Linked DNA regions of Homo sapiens: region 1 is linked to region 2. Evidence: chromatin loops called from intact Hi-C (ENCODE). Cell type or tissue: K562. All regions are shown on one strand. Links, peaks and the distances in the headings refer to the core of each region. The heading gives the core; the rest is flanking DNA.

Region 1 (5,457 bases), core at 365-5,364, 380 kb after region 2:
GGCTGATATTTACTTTATACTATTACAATGAGAAGATTTGTTAATTTAATTAGTAGGAGATTGAGATTCAGAGGATTGTTTAAACTATTTTGAAGAATGAACTTTACACTAGAAAATGAACCCTTGTGCTTAAGAAGCAGTTGAGAAGCAACACAGTGAACTGATTGTGGTAATCCCCAGTCCTTTCCATGAGGTGACTCTGCTTAATATCTCGAGTAATCATTGCTCTATAATGATGGAATGGGAGCCAGTTCTACTTCTAAACTTGAACTTCTTGAATAAAATATTATATGGTCCAGACCTTTCCAAATTCAAACTTGAGACTGGCCTTCCCTCTGATTATTTCAAGTCTGTGAAGCTTAAGTCTAATGGCAAGGATGCGTGTGTGTGTGTGTGTGTGTGTGTGAGAGAGAGAAAGTCATTGGCCTTCAAGGAAGTAAGAAGTGTGACTTCTGAATGATAATATGCTTTGTTTTATTTCTCAGTTAAAAAAAGAAAGCAACAGGATCAATTAACAGAACGGGATAAGTTTCAGATTTCTCTTCAGCAGAATGATGAGTAAGTGATTATTCTTTAAGAAATACCACTCCTGCAATCTTTTGTTTTCTGTATGTAACATGAAGCAATGTAATTAAAGTATCTCTGACAAGAACCATCCACCAATTTAGCAATAACTCATCAAATTCCATAAACATCATTTTCTGAGGTCCAGCCTTATACTGGAGGCTGATAGTTCTTAATAGTTATCCCTTGGGTTGATTTCTAAACATGATTGAAAATGCTTTATTTTTAATATATCATTGGAAGAATTACATGTAGGCTGACAGGAAAGGAGGCTGTGCTCATAAGCTTTTTTTTTCAAAGTATTTTTGGTCACCTTTGATCTGACTGGAAAAAGAGGGTTGTAAGAATATGGGAATAGAGCAAATGAAGGACTGGCTCACAGTTTTACAGTCCCTTGATGGGGACCTCTTGCTGGTGATTTGGCCTCTCTCTACATAGAGAGAAGGTATGGATCCTGGGAGGGAACTGAGCCTGGACACAACCAGGAGTCATTAAGGAAGCCTCTAGAAATTCCAAAAGGTGGAGTTCTCGCTGAACATTTGCATATATACAGAAAGAATTCTCTCATTGATTCTGAAGGCCTGGCACAGAGATTCACCACACAGCATCTGCTTGCTGTGGTGATCATTGAATGACTTATTAGAAATACTGTTTTTTCCTTCGCTGCATGTCATCTTTCTGAGGTAGCTAAAATCAGATGAAACATATGGTGGTTCACGTGGAGATTTAGGAGAACCATTTAAAAGTTGCAGATAAAGTCTTTATCTTTCAGAGTTCAAAAAGCTCCATCTTTTATCGTACATTATAGGAGTAACATCTTTAGGTTTTATGCAGTAATTGACTTAATAGTAGCTGGTACATACTCAACAATATGAATCAGTTGAAGGTTTCATCTTCATTTATATACAACAACTTACCTAATTCATTAATGTTATAAGTCCACAGAGCAACGGGGATTGTATACAATACCCTTACTTTGGGTCTAGAAGGGAGTAGTTTTTCTCCTTACATAATAGAGAACCTGCTGGCTTGGATCTGAGATTTAAGCTTTTGTATATTATAACCTATTGCCACACAGATTTAAATAGGGAGTATTGGCTGTTTGGATGGATTCTCAGCATGTTCTTAACACTTGGTATCAATGGAAGAAATACCACTTTAAATTTCTTTTTACTTGTAAACTGTACAAAAGCTCACTTAGTTTTATACATCACTATTTCAGAAAGCAACAGGGAGCTTTTATAAGTACTGAGGAAACTGAATTGGAACACACCAGCACTGTGGTGGAGGTCTGTGAGGCAATTGCGTCAGTTCAGGCAGAAGCAAATACAGGTATGTGTCATGGTCATCTTAAGACGAGACTCATGGGTGTGCAAATTTTTACCTCGTATTATTAATTTGGAAATCTACCCACTTGGTATTTTTGTATAAACAAAATACAGTTAACCCATTTTTATAAGGCTCTCATGTCTTGCATATGCAGGACACTCTGATGGGCACTAGAGAGTATTGGTTGTCAAAGTGTGGTCCCTGGACCACTAGAATCAACATCACCTGGAAACTTTTACAGAAGACAAATTCTCTTGCTCTATTCAGACCTTCTGGATCAGAAACTCTGGGAACAAGGCCCAGCCACTTGAGTTTTAACAGGCTCTCTCTGTGATTTTGATGCATGGTCAAGTTTGGGAACCCCTGCTATAAAGGATATAGTGATGAATAAAACATATATACTGGCTTCAAGGAATGCGCATTTCACTTACCGTTGGTTTAATGAATAGAGAAGAGTCATTAACAGCCGAAATATTTATTCTTCCTCTGTGAATGGTTTTATTTGAAGTGATTTTAAATACTTTATTTAATTCAACAAATATTGACATAGCATGATCTGCATTCCAGGAGTTATGCAAAGTGCTAGGCATATAGTCTAACTAGGATACACTCAGCTGCCATCCTCATGAAGCTAGGAGAATAGAAAGATAGTTAAACAAGCAATTAAAAGTAAATTTGGCGAGTGTTACAGCAGGGAAGTACGAAGTGCTGTAGAAGCATACATGAGGATCACCTAAACAACTCTAGGATCAACAGCATAGACTTCTTTGGAGAAATGCCTAACAGAGTGCCTGATACTCAACACTTTAATATGATGATCCTTAATATGGAAGAGTTCTCTACTGGTTGAGGAGAAAAAGGTAATGATAGCCTTGTAGAGTTTCCATTTATCCAATTAAAGGTCACTTCCCTCAGGTCATCTATGCTGTGGCCCCCAAAGAAGTAAGGAGAGAGCATAGTACTAATGCCTTCATTTGACAGGTGAGGAAACCAAGTTAGAAAAAGATGACAATGACTTTTCCCAGGTTGCATGAATAGTTTAATGTGGCCAGGATGAGATCTGTTAATTTGCTGCTTACATTAGATTGGTTAATCCATTTTTTTAAATTCAACTTTTTAAAGGATTACAGCTAGTTTTACTTCTCACCTTGTGGTAAATTAGCACCATGAAGTAACTGCCACATTCCACACTTTTCTTATAGTTTGGACTGAGGCATCACAATCTGCAGAAATCTCTGAAGAACCTGCGGAATGGTCAAGCAACTATTTCTACCCTACTTATGATGAAAATGAAGAAGAAAATAGGCCCCTCATGGTTAGTAATAATATAGTAAATTAAAATTATTGAGGCAGTTTTACTGATGAAATATAGGTGGAGCACATAGGGGCAATCTTTTGTCAGCATCCTTGAGGCCATTAGGAGTAAGCCATTGCTAAAATAGTTGAAATAAATCTTATTATGAACATCAGGAAGCACTTCTGTCTTTAAGTAGAACCTGTTTGACCTATACATAGAGCTTCTGCTGATGTTGATGAAATAGATAGTCAATCTTTCCAAATCTCTAAAATCCCAGTTTTATCTTTAGTAGAGCTTCACCACTGTGTTTTCCATCCAGGCATGTGAAATAAAATCAGAGAACAAAGGGGCTTCAAATACACTTTAAAAACCAGTTTGGATTCCAGATTAGAAAATAAAGGAAATAAGCATTATACATTAAAAACGATTTAATAACATCTGGGGGATATATTTTAGTGTGTTCTCAAAAATACACTAATGATATAAAATCTCAGCATATTAGAGCAAGGGAGCACCCTGTAAAATTAAAGGAGGTTGCTTTAAGGTTAAAGTGTTTATAGAAGGAATAGTTTGCAAGTTGGTAGGATACCAGTGGGCTATTAAAGAGGAGGTAGGACTGTTTGGGAGTAAATCCCTACTTTTCTAAAGTCACCAGCTTGGAAGGTAGGAGTGATGCTTGGAGGTAGAGTGCTCCTTGGTGCCCTTCAGAGGAATCAATTACATTTGGCAGTTCTACTGTTAGTATAAGAGGGTAAACCTCGTCTCTACTAAAAATACAAAATTAGGCGGTTGTGGTGGCGCATGCCTGTAATCCCAGCTATTCAGGAGGCTGAGGCAGGAGAATCGCTTGAACCCAGGAGGTGCAGGTTGCAGTGAGCTGAGATAGTGCCCTTGCACTCCAGCCTGGGCAACAAGAGCGAAACTCTGTCTCAAAAAAAAAAAAAAAAAAAAAAAAGGATAATGGCATGGATAATCACAAAGCTGTACAGCATTGACTCTGAAATGCAGTCTTTAAAAAAGTAGATATTGTTTCTCCTAATACTATGATGACCATAATACATATTTGTGTGATAGTTTACCGTTTCCCAAATGATTTCTCAATTAATATTCACAGTATTAGTATGAAAAAGAGCGGGCTTTATTACCTTCAATTTACAGAGGAGGAAACTGAGACTTAGATCTGGTAAGATATTTGTCCAGAGTTAATTGTCTATACCTGCAGTTCCCAAACTTTTTAATGAAAGAAGCCTTTACATCCTTGAAAATTGAAAACCCCAAAGAACTCTTGTTTATGTAGGTTATATCTTTTAAAAAATACTTTCAACTTTTATTTTAGATTCAGGAGGTACATGTGTAAGGTTTTGTTACATGGGAATACTGCGTGATGCTGAGATTTGGAGTATGAATGGTCCTGTCACCCAGGTAGTGAGCATAGTACCCAACATGTAGTTTTTCAGCCCTTCTGCCAACCCTCTTTCCTCCCTCTAGTAGTCCCCAGTGTTCATTGTGCCCATCTTTGTGTCCACGTGTACCCAATGCTTAGCCCCCACTTATAAGTGAGAACACGTGGTATTTGGTTTTCTGTTCCTGCGTTAATTTGCTTAGGATAACGGTTTCCAGCTGCATCCACCTTGCTGCAAAGGACATGATTGCATTTCTTTTTATGGCTGCAGAGTATTCCATGGTATATAGGTTACATCTATTGATATTTACCATGTGATAAAACTAAGAAATACAAAATTTTGAATGTAATAATTGTTTAAAAATATTAATAAACCCATTGTAAGTTTATATCAATAAGATTTTTGTTTAAAAAGTTACATTTTTCAAAATAAAAATCAGTGAGAAGACTGATTTAAATACTTAAATACTTACAAAAGAAATACTTTTGTAAATCACTTTAACTTCTGGCTCAGTAAAAGGTGAATTCTCATATCCACTTTTGCATTCAATTTGTTGTGCTACCATACACCTAGTATCCTCTAGAAAACTCCACTGTGTACTTGTGAGAGGATGAGAGTGAAAAAGGCAAATAGTGTCTTAATGTAGGTTGACCTTGCAGACCCCTTGAAAGGGTCTCAGGAACCCACAACAGTCTGTCTCCCACACTTTGGGAATCTCAGGCTTAGACTAATAATAAAAAGAAGTTTAATTTCTTTAATTAATGTTAGCTGGGGATGGAATGGATAGTAGTAGTTGTTAAATGCGAGCAAAAAGTCAGAGGAAGCCAGTTTGTGTTTAACCGTTTGCTGTAGATGATCTATGAA
Region 2 (5,457 bases), core at 147-5,146:
CTGAACAAATTGAGGCTGGACGACAATTGAGATCAAACCAGCTATTCATTCTTTATGTGGTAATAACTAGAGCACATTAACAGACATATGGCATATGAGATTTAAAAATAAACGAAACATAATTTCTAGTACTACAGATGCTTCCTACATGTTCTACCTGAGAGCTCATGCATATATGTGCATGTGTGAAGACCCTGGAGGGCACGCATGTGTACACATGTTGTGAACGTATGCAAGTAAGAATACACATGCCTTTGCACTGGCAGGGAAGTCTTACTGGCTATGCACAGAGATATAAGAGGGGAAGCTGTTAACAGTCTTCTCACCAGAAATGTCCATGCCTGCAAAGAGGAGATGTATTGGTAACTGCTGGCAGGGGAACATTTAAAATTCCAGTGAACGTAGGTGTCAGATTCATTCTACCTCAGCAGCATCCCCTGTGCTACAGAGGTGTGGCTGGGGGCTGCTGTCCCGAGAACAAGTATGCTGGGTCTGGCTTTGACCCATCAATCTGAATTAATGGCTCAGGGACCTCCGTGCTATTATCCTGTTGTTTATATACACACATCACATCAATTTGTATTCGTTAGAGCCCTTCTGGTTGAAAATGACACAAAGCCAGTTCCAACCAGTGAATCAAAAAAAGGACTATATTAATACATATAATCAAACCACTAGAAGGGCAGCAATGCAGATGGCTGTAGGAAAACAGGAATTGTAACTCTCCTTGGAAGACTCTCCATCTTTCATCTTTATGTTTCTCTTTATGTCACTTTTATTCTTTGTTTATTTATTTTGAGACAGAGTCTCACTCTGTGGCCTAGGCTGGAGTGCAGTGGCGTGATCTCGGCTCACTGCAACCTCTGCCTCCTGGGTTCAAACAATTCTCCAACCTCAGCCTCCCAAGTAGCTGGGATTATAGGTGTGTGCTACCATGCCCAGCTAATTTTTGTATTTTTAGTAGAGACGGGGTTTCACCATTTTGGCCAGGCTAGTCTCGGACTCCTGAACTCAAGAGATATGCCCGCCTCAGCCTCCCAAAGTGCTGGGATTACAGGCATGAGCCACCACACCCAGCCACTTTCATCCTTTCTAATTAGCTTACTCCTGCCATCAGGGGCTGTGTCACAGGTACCTTTGGACATCTTTTCCAGGTTTACTGCGCTGGTGGTAAGGGAATTTCTCAGCCCAGATTGTTTGAAAAATCTTTGGGGAAAACTTCTGATTAGCCTGTCCTGAGTCACATGCCCAACTATAAACCAATCACTATGGTTAGAGATGGGAACCGATTACTGGTCTAGCCTGAGCCACATGCTCACCCTTGTGGCCAGGAGAGAGGGATACTATAATTGTTAGTTCTTATCAAGACCATTTGGTTGAGGTGGAAAGAAGTGGTTTTCCAAAATGATAGATTTCCTGCCCCCAAGAAGATAAAACAATTCATTATGTCTGTGAAAAAGAGAAGGAAGGACTGTAAAGTTCCATATATATGTATATATGATCAACCCTATTGATTATATTTTATGTTATTTACATATTCTACCTCCTTAATAATTTTGTGTCCACTTGATTTATCTTGAGCTGAAAGTTGTGTAGTATAACTTTGCTTCTATCTATTTGTTCTTATATCTCTTCTACTTTTTGTTTCATAAAGTTAAACACTAGAGTTGATTGGCAACCACTCACTTTCCATTTGGGGACTCTTCTGCTTCTCTTTCTGGCCCCCATTCTCAAATTCCCTTCAGTCCCTGACTCCTGATATTAACAACATAGGTATTATCTGCTGGCCTACTTTATCAACTCTCTAAAAGTGGGTACTATACCCAATAATAATAACATTTCTTGACCACTTATTTTATTTTATTTTATTCTATTTTATTTTTTTTGAGATGGAGTTTTGCTTTTGTTGCCCAGGCTGGAGTGCAATAGCGCGATCTCGGCTCACTGCAACCTCCGCCTCCTGGGTTCAAGCGATTCTCCTGCCTCAGCCTCCCGAGTAGCTGGGACTACAGGTGCCTGCCACCACACCTGGCTAATCTTTGTATTTTTAGTAGAGACGGGGTTTCACCATGCTGGCCAGGCTGGTCTCAAACTCCTGACCTCAGGTGATCCACTCTCCTTGGCCTCCCAAAGTGCTGGGATTACAGGCGTGAGCCACCGTGCCCAGCCACATGTGACTTTTTTTTTTTTTTTTTTTTACAAGGAAATGGTTTAAGCATTAGTTGTGTATTTTTTTTAAATATTTTTATTGCAGAAAATTAATATAACATAAAATTTACTATTTTAACCATTTCTGAGTGTACACTTCAGTGACATCAAGCAGATTCACATTGCTGTACAGTCATCATCACATCCATATCCAGAAGTTTTCCACCATCCCAAACTGTACCTCTGTCCCCATTAAACAATAATTCCCCGTTCCCCACTCTACCCAGCCCCTGGTAACCACCATTCTACTTTCTGTCTCTATGAATTTGACCACTCTAAGTACCCCATATAAGTGGAATCATATAATATGTGGCTTATTTCTTAGCATAATGTTTTCAGGGTTCATTCATGTTGTATTATATATTGGAATTCCCTTCCTTTTTAAGGCTAAATATTGTTCCGTTGTATGCATATACCGCATTTTGTTTACCCATTTATCTGTTGATGGACATTTAGGTTGTTTCCACCTTTTGGCTATTGCGAATAATACTGCTATGAATATCAGCATATGAATAGTTGTGTGATTTTTTTAAATCCTGAAAAGGAATATTTATAGAATGTTCCCATTTATATGTAGTATGGGTGTGCATCATGTACATAGATATGTATGTAAATATGTAGAAAGAGATCTGAGAGATGCACATCAAATTTTTGTGTCATTGTCTCCAGAATGGGGATAGAGTGGAGTGGGGAAGGAAAAGAGTCTATAACGTTTTATTCTGTATATGTCTGTCTTGTGTATTTTTCATAATGAGAATGGGTTAATATTAATATATTCCTAATGCAATTTTAAAGTGCAATTAAAAATAGAGATGAAGATTTCAGGCATCTTCACAAGCTGTGAGTAAGGAATATTTAAAGCAATTTTAAAGGGGTCAGAAGATCTCAAGGGATAAAGGAAGTCTGAAATACCTCTGTGTGATTTAAAATTTTTATAAGGTGCATATATTTTTTTAATTAAAAAAAATCAAATAAGGGGAAAAAGTTGAAGGCCCAAGGCGGAATTGCACTGTCAATTGAGGTCCAGAGGAGGGCAGTAGAAATCCCCAAGGTGGCAACCCCAGAAAGGTTCCTCTCACCCGGATGAGGGCAAAGGTTCAAACTTGCCATGTGGGTGCTGGGAAGAGCTTAGGAGCTTTTCCTACTACTGATTCCTATAGATATGACGCCAGCCAGACATTGGAAGCAAGACAATCAAATATAATGGCGGAAATCAGAAAAGTGGTACAGGTTAATCTCTGGAGAACCAAGGAGAGAGAAACCAGGAGCAGCCATTCTTCACCAAGAATCATTACACAAGGGCCCAGGAGCAGCTCTCTGGGGAAAATGACCTAGTGAGATTTTTAGGGGTCTTGGGGACACAGCCCTGTTAAGTACCTGGCTAAGTCCTTGGACCCTTCCCCTCTGCTTTTTAAAGTGGAAAAGAATAAATATGGCCCTGCAGGCTCAAGATACAGAGCTGGGATTAGGGTGAGGGGAGTGGGACAGGCTCATGCAAATGCAGAATCAGATCCTGTCTTTATTTAAATGTTCAATATTTTGTTGGTCATAGATTTTTGGCATTAATTTTGGTTTTTAAATATCACGTTAAAATCTTATTTGATTACTGAATTTTGCAACACCCCTTAAATTTTGTGCTACAGGCAAATATCTCACTGGGTTTTACTCTAGTCCTGGCAACAATCAAAACAATAACAACAACAAATATGAAGCAAGAAATGGGGTTTTATAGTGTACTTATTATATACAATTTTTATCAAAATAATACCTAGAATTTCTGAGTGAAATCTATTATTACTAACATGCTAGTCATGTAAACTTGCAAATGAAATAAAAATCATATAAATCTATGTTAAAGCCAAAGAAAGTAAAGTGTTTTTGTAACCATTATGAATATGAAGTTAATGTTCAAATTAATTTGGAAGCTGTTTCTGAAATACTGGCTTTAAGATATTTGTCTACCATGTATCCAACACTAGGGAAAAAAAAAAACCTGATTTCTTTTTTTAAAAAAGGTGACAGATACATTCTTTCACTTTATAAGCCCTATTCAAATTTTCAAAAGCAGCTTATTCAAAAGCAATAGAATAACATTTTCTGATTTTTATACAGTTAAAAAGTATGAGCAGGATTATTTAGACCTTCAGGGTAAAACTGAGTTGTATTTTTTTTTTTTTGGTTTTTTATTTTTTTTAAGATGGAGTCTTGCTCTGTCACCCAGGCTGCAGTGCAGTGGCGCCATCTAGGCTCACTGCAACCTCTGCCTCCTGGGTTCAAGTGATTGTCTTGTGTTAGCCTCCTGAGTAGCTGGGATTACAGGTGCCTGCCACTACGCCCGGCTAATTTTTGTATTTTTTTTTTTATGGTAGAGAGGGGGTTTCACAATATTGGCCAGGCTGGGGGTTTTCCAATTAATGTTTAATTTTATTATATTCCAATGGCCCCAAATGCATAATTTCAAACACTGTCACCTTTATAGGACATGTTCTTTCATTTCTTTTTTACTCTTTATTTTATTTTTTTTGAGACAGAGTCTTGCTCTGTCGCCCAGGCTGGAGTGCAGTGGCGCAATCTCGGCTCACTGCAACCTCCACCTCCCAGGTTTAAGTGATTCTCCTGCCTCAGCCTCCCAAGTGGCTGGGATTACAGGTGCCCACCACCATGCCCAGCTATTTTTGCATTTTAATAGAGACAGGGTTTTACCGTGTTGGCCAGGCTGGTCTTGAACTCCTGACCTCAAGTGATCCGCCCACCTCCGCCTCCGAAAGTGCTGGGATTACAGCTGTGAGCCACCGTGCCTTGAACCCGGGAGGTGGAGGTTGCAGAGAGCCAAGATGATGCCATTGCACTCCAGCCTGAGCCAAACTCCGTCTCAAAAAAAAAAAAAAAAAAAAAAGTCATTTGGTAAAATTTGTATACAGAAGCTTATGCTTCCCTATGGTGAGATTATGTTGTCAGAGTATGACACACAATGGTAATGATGTCATAAATGCCTAGAACACTCTGAACTGTATAAATTCAGTAGTTACCTTAGTAGACAAATCATTTGAACCAAGTTGCGGACATGAATCTTGTTATTTGTGTCCTACTTTTGTCCATTTGGAAAAATAATTGCATGACTACAAACCAAACCAATGGATCTTCTACTACAGGTAGGTGCCTAACCTTAAAACTTGTAAATTATGATCTGTTACAGTATACATTAAAGTATTTAATTAGAAACGCCAGCTGTATTTAAGAAATCTGCTG

The links. Peaks named below come from ENCODE experiments on the same cell type or tissue, not always from the same donor. Only the 100,000 strongest peaks of a DNase experiment are listed, where the experiment ranks them.
Region 1: it touches region 2 in a loop (3-fold over the local background); 1 of 110 quality-filtered maps calls a loop at or near these places.

The regions. Positions count from the first base shown.
Region 1 is chrX:139,582,817-139,588,273 of GRCh38, reverse strand. It overlaps MCF2 (MCF.2 cell line derived transforming sequence), which reads left to right. Exons shown (of 29, transcript NM_001171876.2): 26 at 486-558; 27 at 1,787-1,896; 28 at 3,096-3,208. Among named protein-coding and RNA genes, the nearest start is that of F9, 55 kb to the right of the region's middle. In K562, for the core only: no CTCF peak of the experiment used is centred there; no DNase peak of the experiment used is centred there.
Region 2 is chrX:139,965,312-139,970,768 of GRCh38, reverse strand. CXorf66 (chromosome X open reading frame 66) reads left to right here and starts at 5,248. Exons shown (of 3, transcript NM_001013403.3): 1 at 5,248-5,360. The coding sequence starts at 5,273. In K562, for the core only: CTCF peaks have their summits at 3,235 (motif pointing right) and 4,462; a DNase peak (open chromatin) is centred at 3,268.